Regions from separate parts of the Homo sapiens genome. Here region 2 is linked to region 1. Evidence: read pairs that join two places in POLR2A ChIA-PET (ENCODE). Cell type or tissue: GM12878. All regions are shown on one strand. Links, peaks and the distances in the headings refer to the core of each region. The heading gives the core; the rest is flanking DNA.

Region 1 (5,792 bases), core at 317-5,316:
CTGAGAACAGTGAGGAGAAGCAACAACAGAGGCAGTCTGTGTAAGAGGCTATGGAAGTGACCCAGGGAGGTGATTGTGGATGAGACTAGGAAACAGCAACACAGACATTCTGGCTATATTTTGAAAATAAAGCTAACAGGATATACCAATAGATTAAATGTATAACTCATTTAACTAGGAAGACCACGAGTGGAACAGGCATCAGGCATAGCTCAATCCAGGAGCTAAAACAATAAAGTCAGGACCCTATCTCTGTTTCTTTTGCAGACGGCTCACTATCTACAGCAAGTAGGATGCTCACAGAATACTTTACACTAGGCTGGGTGTGGTGGCTCCTGCCTGTAACCAATGCACTTTGGGAAGCTGAGGCAGGAGGATTGCTTGAGCCCAGGAGTTTGAGGCCAGCCTGAGCAACATAGTGGGACCCTGTCTCTACAAAAGTAATAATAAAAAAATTATCCAGGCATGGTAGTGTGTACCTGTAGTCCCACCTACTTGGGAGGCTGAGGTAGAAGGACCACTTGAGCCTGGGAGGTTGAGGCTGCAGTGAGCTAGTATCACACCACTGCACTCTTGTCTGGGTGACACAGACCCTGTCTCAAAAAGACAAAAAAAAAAAAAAAAAAAAAAAAAACAGAATACTTTACACTCATATTCCACTTGGTTAAAGAGAACATCTTTTCCCATGGCCCTGCCAGGTAGTCTCATAGTTATGTTTTGTCTTTATCGCCGGGTCAACAATAATGGCCAGGTTTGGGTTATATGCCCACTCCCTGTAAGAGTGGGAGGGTGGGTGGGGTCAGGCAGTGTCAGCTCCAATCAAACTTCAAGGAACATCAACACTTCCTGACTAGTCCAGAGCCAAGCCATAAGATGAGAACAGACTATGGAAAGTGGTAAATAAGCTATGCCCAGCATGGAGTGAAGATGTATCAGTCTATAATTTCCATTAAAGATTTTCTTTTCTTTTTATAAACAGGAGAGTTTCCCAGGGAGAATATTTTGAGGGTCTGTGTATTAGTTTCCTATTGCTGCTGTAACATATTATCACAAATTTAGTGACAACACAAATTTATTAGCTTATAGTTCTGAAGGTCAGAAGTCTGACACTGTCTGATATGGTTTGGATTTGTGTCTCTGCTCAAATCTCATGTCGAATTAGAGGAGAGGCCTAGTGGGAGGTGATTGGATCATGGGGGTGGATTTCCTCCTTGCTGTTCTCGTGATAGTGAGTGAGTTCTCATGCGATCTGATGGTTTTAAAGTGTAGGCACTTCCTCTTTCGCTATCTCTCTTTCCTGCTCTGCCATGTTAAGATGTCCCTGCTTCCCTTTCACCTTCTGCCATAATGGTAAGTTTCCCGAGGCCTCCCAGTCATGTTTCCTGTTAAGCCTATGGAACTGTGAATCAATTAAATCTCTTTTCTTTATAAATTACCCAGTCTCCGGTAATTCTTTATAGCTGTGTGACACTGGACTAATACACTGTCTTACCGGGTTAAATCAACGTATCAGTATCAGCAAGGTCTCCCTTCCAGAGGCACTAGGGGAAAGTCTTCCTTTTTGTTTTCCAGCTTCTAGAAGCTGCTTGCATTAATCAGCTTATTGCCTCTTCTTCCATCTTCAAAGTCATCAGAGTAACATCTTCAAATCTCTCTCTCTCTCTGATCTCCTGTCTCCTTCTTTTACCTTTTAAATCCCCTTGTGGTTACATTGGACACACTCAGATAATCCAGAATTATCCACTCATCTCAAATATTTAACCTAATCAAACTCACAGAGTCCCCTTTGCCATGTGAGGTAAAATATTTTCAGGTTCTGTGGATTAGCACTTGGACACCTTTGGGAGCCATATCCTGCCTATCACAGCATGCCATGTGCATAGCACATTTTGAAGTCAGTTGCTACATCCACTATTCCTTTTTTAGGATTGTAAAAATATTCACAAAATAATGTATTCCTGATAATGTAGCCACACTTACTCACCTAGGAGAGAGGCTCCTGGCCAAAGGTTGACCATCCAAACGACTGCTTCTAGAGTTCTTCCCGATGGAAATATTTTACCTGAGAGGGAGTGTTGTCAAACCAATCAGATCCTTTCATTTGGAATGCTTGAATTGAAGACATACCAAGAGTATGGCCTGTTAGGAGAGTGGTAAAGATGTAAAAATACAGGAAGTGAAAGCAGTAAATAAAAGCCATGAATTTTATTTACTGATAAAGAGAAGAGGAGACAGCCAGCTATGGGTAGTCCAAGAGAAAGACAAAGCAGGAAAGAAGGGACCAGAGACGCAAGAGCACAGTCAGGGATGCAGTGGACTTCTACACCTGGGGTTGGCCTCCTGCTGACCCCCAACCTGCAACAGCGGCTGTTGGACCATTAGATCTACCCGACTGCAACTAAACAGTTACAAATGAGGGTGCTAGTTCTCTACGTATACAGCAGCTTGGGGTTTTTTTTTTCTTCTTTTCATCTATGCCCACAATAAGCGTCCATGAACTGAGGTAGCCTGACTGTATCTCTCTTCCCAATAATCTGGAAGAATGTGACAGAAGGATAAGGCATGCAATCAGTCCAGTTAAGGCATTCAACGAGACACCTGTATCAGCCTGCAAACAATACAGATTATCTCCTTAAAATTTCACTACCACTTTCCCAATAAAGTTCCTCTCCATGTAAACTCTCTCTAGGACTTAAAATAATATTTATTTATTTATTTATGTATTTGTTTATTTATTTATTTATTTTTGAGATGGAGTCTAACTCTGTCACCCAGGCTGGAGTGCAGTGGCGCCATCTCAGTTCAATGCAACTCCGCCTCCCTGGTTCAAGCAATTTTCCTGCCTCAGCCTATTAAGTAGCTGGGGTTACAGGCACATGCCACCATGCCCGGCTAATTTTTGTATTTTTAGTAGACACAGGGCTTCACCATGTTGGCCAGGCTGTTCTCGAACTCCTGACCTCAAGTGATCCACCTGCCTCGGCCTCCCAAAATGCTGGGATTACAGGCATGAGCCACGGTGACCGGCCTAAAAGAAAATTCTTAAATGACCACATAGTAGCACCAAGGCTGCTGATGCTGCTTGGTTGTTTAGGGTGAAAATTCTGCCACCAGCCACACTAAGAACTACATTAGAACAGAGAGGAAGACAATGAAATTTTAAAAGGTGAGGGTTTTTGCATATCGAGGAAAAAAAAGAAATGAGCATTAAGGACTTGAGTAACATTCTTTGTGCATGTATGTGTGTCTTTATGTGCAAATATTTTTAAGTTAGAATCTAAAGCCTGTTGTCTTCAACAGAGGCCATGGAAGCAAGATGAGGGGTCTGGAATGAGGCCAGCAGAATTTGTAACCCCACCTTCTTAAGCCAAAACAATACTGACAGGCATAAAATTGGTATTTATGAGGTTATAAGTCTTAAAAGAGTATGTTGTATATACAAAGAAAAATGCCACCCACGAAGCTAATTCTTTTCCATGTCTGAATTCAGGCTGAAAATCTCTAGGGTAAGAAAGTCAATGTTGCTGGTTTTCAAGTTGTAGTTAACTTTTGGCCAGAGTTGGATAACCACCCTTTTTAGGCAGCAGTTTTTAATCTTTTTTAAAGTTGTAGCCCTCTTTGAATATTTTGTGTAACCCTCTCCTCTGAAAAGTAAGGTTACATGAAAAATTTTGCCTAAAATTTCAAGGAGCTTATCATTTCCTTGAACTACCATGGGCTCAAATTAGCAAAACAAAAGAAAAACTCTAAAATATAAAATGTAAGTGTGTATGCCTAGGTTATTCTACAGGTAAGCTAACTTCCATAGATACTATTTTCTGTAGCCTTATATTTGTTTTCCATTTCCTAAAGCTGCTTATAAGCATTTATAGATCTTTGCATAATTTGTGCATTTAGAGAGGATTTCTAAAAGGACACAACTGGAGGTGCCCTGGTCAGAAATGATTTAAAGAATGCTTCTTAAGAAGGAGGGTGGAGGAATGCTGAATAGGAATCAAATCTGTTTTGTTTTCTATATTTTCCTCTTGGCTATCCCAGCAGGAAGCCTGCCCAATCTAGTTCATCTTCGTTGCTTCATTTTCATAAAAACATTGAAAGTTAAATACTTGAGATCATTTATTCCAATACTTCTCAAACTTTTGTGCATCAGAACCATTTGGAAGGCTTGCTTAAATGCAAATTTTTAAGGTCGATCCTCAGAATATCTGATTGCAATCAGTCTGGAGTGAGGCCCAATAATTTGCCTTTCTAACGAGCTGCCAGGTGATCCTGATGCTGCAACTCCTAGGACTATGTTTGAAAGGTGCCGATTTCATCTGTTTTAAAGATGAGGGACTGAGACCTGCTCAGATTTCTGCTGCTTTCCCCCATTTTCTGTTCTACCCTCAAGATGGACAGATTCAGTTAACCTTTGTTGCTACCTTCAAAACTATTATCATTGAATGAGATGAGGTTATCAAATGCACCAAGCTCATTTCCATCTCAAGGACTTTGTACTTACAGCTGCTTTAGCCAAAAAAATCCTCTGTTCTTATCATCTTATGACTTTCTTCTTTTCTTTGTTGAGATCACTGCTCAAATTCTCCAGACTCTGCCTTTCCTGACCACCCTGTATAAAATAGATCCTATCACTCTTGATTTTCACACATCACATTCATTTTATTTTCAGTCTTTATGTCAACATGAGTCATGTGCTTATTGGTTAATTATCTATGGTTATCTATGGACATAGCTCTATGAGGACAGAGATTAGGCTTGTTCCCTGCTGTGACTCTAGCCCCTAGAACTGGGCCTGGAATATAGTGAGTTCTCAGTAAATACTTTTTGAAAGAATTGATGAATAAAAGTGCTTTCTTTCTTTCCTTTTTTTTTTTTTTTTTTTTTTTTTTTGAGACTGAGTCTTGCTCTGTCGCCCAGGCTGGAGTCCAATGGCGCAATCTCAGCTCACTGCAACCTCTGTCTCCTGGGTTCAAGCGATTCTCCTGCCTCAGCCTCCTGAGTAGCTAGGATTACAGGTGCTCACCACCACGCCCGGCTAAGTATTTTTTTGTATTTTTAGTAGAGATGGGGTTTCACCATGTTGGTCAGGCTGGTCTCGAACTCCTCGTAATCCACCCTCCTTGGCCTCCCAAAGTGTTGGGATTACAGGTGTGAGCCACTGCGCCCAGCGAAAGTGCATTTTTATAGTATATCTTATTCTGCTTTACATCCACTTGGCCTTCCTTGAATTTATAACTTCTCATACAATTTTAGTAAAAATTTTCCAGCCTTCTTTTTCAGTAGTTACTGTAACAATAAAATTAGGTAACAGTGTTTAAACACAAAGGAAGAGAAAAAACATTTATTTTAATGCAATACAAACTTGGCTCATTAGTTGAAGTGATTGGGAGACTACAGTCATCAGAGAAGACCACAAATGAGAGGAGTGATCTCTTTAGAGAACTAGAAGAAATTGGTATCTCACTAGCTGATTGCTTTCATTCATTATTGCAGTAAGTATATATTTATGGATGACTTGCTACATGTTAAGTGCCATTCTAAGCTACGGATACAGAAAATAAAAAAGAAATCACTGCTTTTGGAGAACTTTCATAGTACTAGAAGAAAGGTGGAGAAAAACGTACAATATAAAATATATGGTATACTATTAGGAAACAAGGGCTTTGAGGGAAAGAATGTGGAAGAAGGAATAAAGAGTGTACATGTGTGTGTATGTGTGCATGCGTGCATATGCATGGGTGTGTGTACAATTTTAAGTAGGATAGCCAGGAAAGACCTCACTGAGAAGGTGA
Region 2 (5,792 bases), core at 247-5,246, 100 kb before region 1:
CAATTCATATCAAAAATTTTTCATCATAATTTTAAATACTTGAAAGGATCTAACTTCCTATGCATTGTAGATATCGACATTTCAAAATGAGGCCATAATGTTCCTGTATTAAATTTACCAAATGTCATTTGAACACTACAGCAACTTGAAGCTCATCATCTTCCATTTACCTAAACATGAATAGGCTCTTCTTTAATTGGTAGACACTTCATACCCTTTCTCCTTGAACTCATACTTTCATTGTATTTCCCCCTCATTTTTGTAAATTACATAGTTATGCTTAAAACTATTGTATTTATCATCCTTCTCCCTATAATAAAAAATATACAATTAAATCTATATTTCAAATTTCTTTTGACCATAAGCCTCTAAGTGTTAAAATTTAAATTTTGTATTACTATTCCAATTATTAATTCACAGATACTTGATATATCATAAATAAAACAGAAAATGATAAATAATTAATAAATATAAAAAATCACCTCTTAATAATCTAGGTATAACAGATTTATTTTCAGTAAGTTCAGTTGTCTGTGGCTGAATCTTACCTTTTGTTAGACTATGACAGCAGGTACCAACTATTCCTAGCTTTCATCTTCATAGGATGTTCACATAAATAAGTGAAAATGGAAGTAGACCTGTTACAGCAATGACTTTATTCTTTGAACTCCAAGTTATTGGCAAATATCACATAATGATCTATCACCTTACATAATTTTTAATGATCTACCAACAGACAGTGCAATCAAGTCCTCCTTTAATTTGGTTGAAAGCAAAGAATTTAAACATAGCCATCATTAGAGTTACCTGTCATTACAGTCATTTACTGTCACAATTTCTTTTAAGTACAGCAGAAAAGCTTTACTGAGACTCACCAAAGGACTATTACTTATGCCTCATACTCATCCACTTAAAGGCACCTTGCTCAGTCTAAAATACTCACAAAGAGTTGGGAAAATGACCTTTCACAGTGTAATTTTTTTATAAAGTGATCTTTCTTCATCACCCAATCAAAATATATTTTTGTCAAAACTTTGAGCTTACAGATTTAGAATTTTGTTGGTGGAAAATGCCCATCGTAGAGCCTAACTGGCAAACCAGTCCTCATCATCAAACCAACTGGTCAGATCAGACTTCTTGTGTCCATTCAAATAAACATACTATTATGCATCCCCATGACAACTATGTCACTTCTGAATTTAGAACAGCAACACAGGCCACCATACCTTACTTCTAAGGCCATGTTATATTCTTCATAGAGATACGTGTTAGACAGGGAGAGATGTGAAGCCCTCCTTTGGGTTTGTGATGCCTTAATTGGAGAATGCCTTGCTGACACTGATATATCAGACTATTCCTTTGTAAGGTACCTCAGAGGCTTGTACACCTGGGGCATAGTAAGATGCTGGTGTACACAAGGTATTCCTTAACTTTGTTAAAATGAGCAGAGGGCAACTGAGAAATGGAGGAGGGAGAAGGAAACCACCATGACATCTTTACTGCAGGTGTGTACTCAGGCAGATCAGCTTCAGGGAAGCGTCCAAAGAGATGCAAGCTGAAACTCTGGAAAAGAGTCTTGTAAAACTGTGGTGCCCATGGACCTCTCATCAAGTTTTCATCTACCCCTAGCCATGCACATCAAACAAACCAGTTGTATTTACTGAGCTGGGAAACAAAGCAGCTTAAAAATGCCATCTGATTCATGGAATGATTAAATAAATATTTTAAAAAGGGCCATAGCTATCAATACTTTTTTTTTTTTTGAGATAGAGTCTCACTCTGTTGCCCAGGCTGGAGTACAATGGTGCAATCTTGGCTCACTGCAACCTCCACCTCCTGGGTTCAAGTGATTCTCCTGCCTCAGCCTCCCAAGTAGCTGGAATTACAGGCACCCGCCACTGCACCTGGCTAAGTTTTTTTGTAATTTTAGTAGACATGGGGATTCACCACATTGGCCAGGCTGGTCTTGAACTTCTGACTTCAAGTGATCTGCCTGTCTCAGCCTCCCAAAGTGCTGGGATTACAGGCGTGAGCCACCACACCCAGCCAATACTTTTTAAATAAATTTTTCATCACCCACACAATAACTACCCTTCCTATTAAGTAACTTGGGAAACAGTATGTAAGGCTCCTAAGTCTGTCTTTCTAACTTGAAGAATGTCAGTCTAATTTTTTATAGTTCTTCCCCAGCACTTACAGTTCTGCGTAATAAACATTATAAAATATAGCAGGGTGAGAAAAGATAAAATACAAATGTGGAGCAGGAACAATGACTCAGCATGGTAAGTGTCTCGAATGGCCCTTGCTGCTTAAAACACATTAGGACTTAAATTATCTGCAAATACAAAACTGAACAAACTGTGGCCATTCATTACTACCCGTAATAATAACAGCAGTTATTTAGAAAAGCAGTTAAATCCAGGAGGTGCAAGAAAACCAATTTGAACATTCAAAAGGAAAAGTTGTCAACCAAAATGCTTTATATATAAACATAAACACTTTAATAGAGTGAACTCATATGTTTTTGAAAAGGAAAAAAGATCAGCTTAGTTTACATGTATATATCTATATACACACACATATCTACATATACACACATATTTACATGTATATATATGTGTGTGTATACACGTATACACGTATACATACACACATTCATATTCGTTATTTCACTGAGATCCAATTACACTTACCGCCTCAGTATGAATAGGATGTACAGCAAAAAGCAATGCCGTTACAAAAGCAAGTCCACGATTCTTGAAGACAGTTTTATCACAGGTGTACATCAGCACAAGAGTCACTAAGCAGTGTAAAATTATATTTACTGCATGAAAGTAGAATGGGTTCATACCAGTCAAAAATATGTTTAGCCTGTAAAACAAAAGAAAAAAGAAAAAAACTGCATTAGCTACAAACTCAACATAAACACAAGGAACACAGACGGAATCCATCATTTAAAAAGATAAGCTATTAGATTAATGATTTTTAAATGATTCCCAACATTGGGTTATTTTTTAGCCTTGGGTATGTATCACATTTTTCCTATTTCAGAATTGTCCCATGTGCAGAAATCCATGCATATACAATACAATATTATTTCAGGGAACTTTGGTCTCACTGAGAAGGCAAGCAAACAGGTGCTGAGCCTGTTTTTCCATCACTCCATGGCTAATGCAAATATGCCCCCTTAATATTCTTATTTTCACTGCTGGCTCTTCCCAAGCAACTGAGTGTTGAAAGGGAAGTCCAAAGGGCCATGGGTCAGAGCCACATACACCGGAGATGAACAGAAACCATGAAACTACGATTATAGTCACAGTTGGGACAAATGAAGCATGAATGTGTTCTCTCACCCATGGTGCCACCAGGAACCAGGTTTCTAGATTATGCAGCTGGAAGCATCACCTAATTACCACCCCACAAAGGAAGCTTTAGGGAACCTACAGGCTATTACCAGCTGCAGCTGAAATGAAAAGATGAGCAAAAGCATCATGTTCCACAATGTGTATTAAATGTTTTTAACATAAATTCCCACAGATCTCAGTACCTGATTTCTAAGACTGTGACAAAGCAATTAAAAGAGAACCACAAAGGGAAAGAAAACCAATTGCTCAACATCTTAAAAAAATACTTTCATGAGACAGAAATGCAGAATAGACAGACTTCTGAAGGTTGCCTTAAATTTAATAACAGGACATAATACACCCAATTGATTCTGTGGGGTTACAGAAAAAATACACTTGCACAAGGTATGGTTCTTTCCAGGGAGCACTGATACCCTAAGTGGTGCTGCCTACAGTTGTCTGTATTCTAGTCAATTTTACCAAAACAGCAATCCCAGGTCTTCAATTCTCAGGCCTTTGATCTGCTTCTCTTATAGAAACAGCTCTTCTTTGCCAAAACAACTAAGAATGAAAAAGTCAGCTTTAGAGATGACATACGCGTATTCTAAATAATTGACGTAATTCATGCACAGCTTTAACCTACAGAATTTTAAACATCTCAAGATTTATTTGGACATATGAATGCAAATGTCATAGTTACTAATAAACTCCATTTTCACTCCCACTGAAGTAATCAGAGTCTTAACTAAGCCTAGAAAACTAAATTGTTGAATTGGATCCAACTCCAGGGCTCTGATGCAAGATTTGACTCAGCTGTATGTTGGCAGACTCATGAGTCTGCACACACCCCAGCATCCTCAATACAGGAGCCTGGTGGGAAATTGCCCATCCAGAGGGAAAAAGGAATAGGCAGTGAACTAGAGAACTCATAGGTCCAACAAAGCGGGGAGACCAGCATGCCATTCCTGTATAGAAACACACACGAGGCAGCAGAGCTGCTTGAAGTCAGAAAGCTTGGGATGGGATAATTGTTAAGGAAGGTCAAGACCAAGTCCAGGTCCTTGGAGAACTTGGATGCAGTTCCCTAAGAGTCCACCCCTCTGAGACTGATTTTACACTGCATTCCACTTCAGCAGGCTGAGCTTTCCACACTAAACCATTCATTTAAAATTCATTCACACCACTGACAAGGATGAGAGAAAACAGGCAATCTCACATCTGATCGGTAGGTGTCCAAGTTGGAAGGTCTCTTGGTTGGCAACATGCATTGGAGGCTTTAAAAGGTATGCACTTTTGACTGAAAATTCCACTTCCAGGAATTTTCCATAAAGAAGTAACAAGAAAAGTTTGTATAAAATATATATAAACTATATATACATAAGTATATATACAAATACATACATATGTACATATACATATAAAAGATGTTAGAGTGAATGTACAAGAATGCATCTCACAGTGTAAATGGTAAAAATGGCAATAGTGAGAAAGGCAAGACATCTAACAAGCCAAATCCTTGATAAATTTGACTACTCCCATGGATCCTAAAATTTAGATAATAAATTTGGATCACAAATAATAGCACCATTTCTTTAAAAAGAAAAAAAAAGGCTTATTTTTGCAAAGTATTTATTATTCAACCATTCAAAAACTGAAAAGCATCATTAAAGATGGCATTATTACTATGTTACCTATACTCTTATCAGGTATTTAACATATATTCCTTTCTCCTTCCAAAAACAGTATAAAATGGTAGGCATGAATCACCTTTGTGGTTCATATGTGTCATATCTGAAAATGTCCAAGCGTTATCCATGTTATTTCTTGAACTTAGTCAAAATCTGAAAAAATACTTCTGTAAGACAGACATGCAGAATAGAGAGACTTCTGACGGTTGGCTTAAATTTAATAACAGGCCCTAATGCACCTAATTCCATCTGTGGGGTTATAGAAAAAACACGCTTGCACAAGATATCGTTCATGCATCAGAAGCTTAAAAACGTACACACAAGAATGCCTGGTGTATGAAGTGAATTCAATTAGATCCCAAAATATAAAATAAATTGCTGAATGAGGAGTCCCCGCAGTAATGACATAATGCTGTGAAAGTCCCTTACCTGGAACCTAACATTGGTGAATCTAAGCTTTAAGAAATCACCCTGAATCTGGAGTTAGGAATATTTTTAAAATATCTAAAAAGATGGAGAGTGAATTCTCCAAATTACAGACAAGTAAGCTTGAGACAAAATGCTAACGAAAGCTTCTAGCGTATTCTACGTGTGATCACAGAGAAAAGAAGTTCTGATTCTGGGAGATAATATGGGTTCACAAAAAGGGGGTTCACTGATTAACCTCATAATTTAATAGAAAAGGGGATGTGATGCATGCATCACATCTTTATTTTAACAAAGGCGTTTATCAAAATCTCTCAAAATCTCCCTGCAAACA

Evidence for each region. Peaks named below come from ENCODE experiments on the same cell type or tissue, not always from the same donor. Only the 100,000 strongest peaks of a DNase experiment are listed, where the experiment ranks them.
Region 2: POLR2A ChIA-PET joins it to region 1 with 7 read pairs; 2 of 35 experiments call an interaction of 5 or more read pairs at or near these places.

What each region holds. Positions count from the first base shown.
Region 1 is chr12:29,866,740-29,872,531 of GRCh38, forward strand. LOC105369715 (a long non-coding RNA gene) reads right to left here. Exons shown (of 5, transcript XR_931474.1): 5 at 1,999-2,139. Among named protein-coding and RNA genes, the nearest start is that of TMTC1, 86 kb to the left of the region's middle. In GM12878, for the core only: no CTCF peak of the experiment used is centred there; no DNase peak of the experiment used is centred there.
Region 2 is chr12:29,765,205-29,770,996 of GRCh38, forward strand. TMTC1 (transmembrane O-mannosyltransferase targeting cadherins 1) reads right to left here. Exons shown (of 18, transcript NM_001193451.2): 2 at 2,694-2,871. Among named protein-coding and RNA genes, the nearest start is that of TMTC1, 16 kb to the right of the region's middle. In GM12878, for the core only: no CTCF peak of the experiment used is centred there; a DNase peak (open chromatin) is centred at 3,350.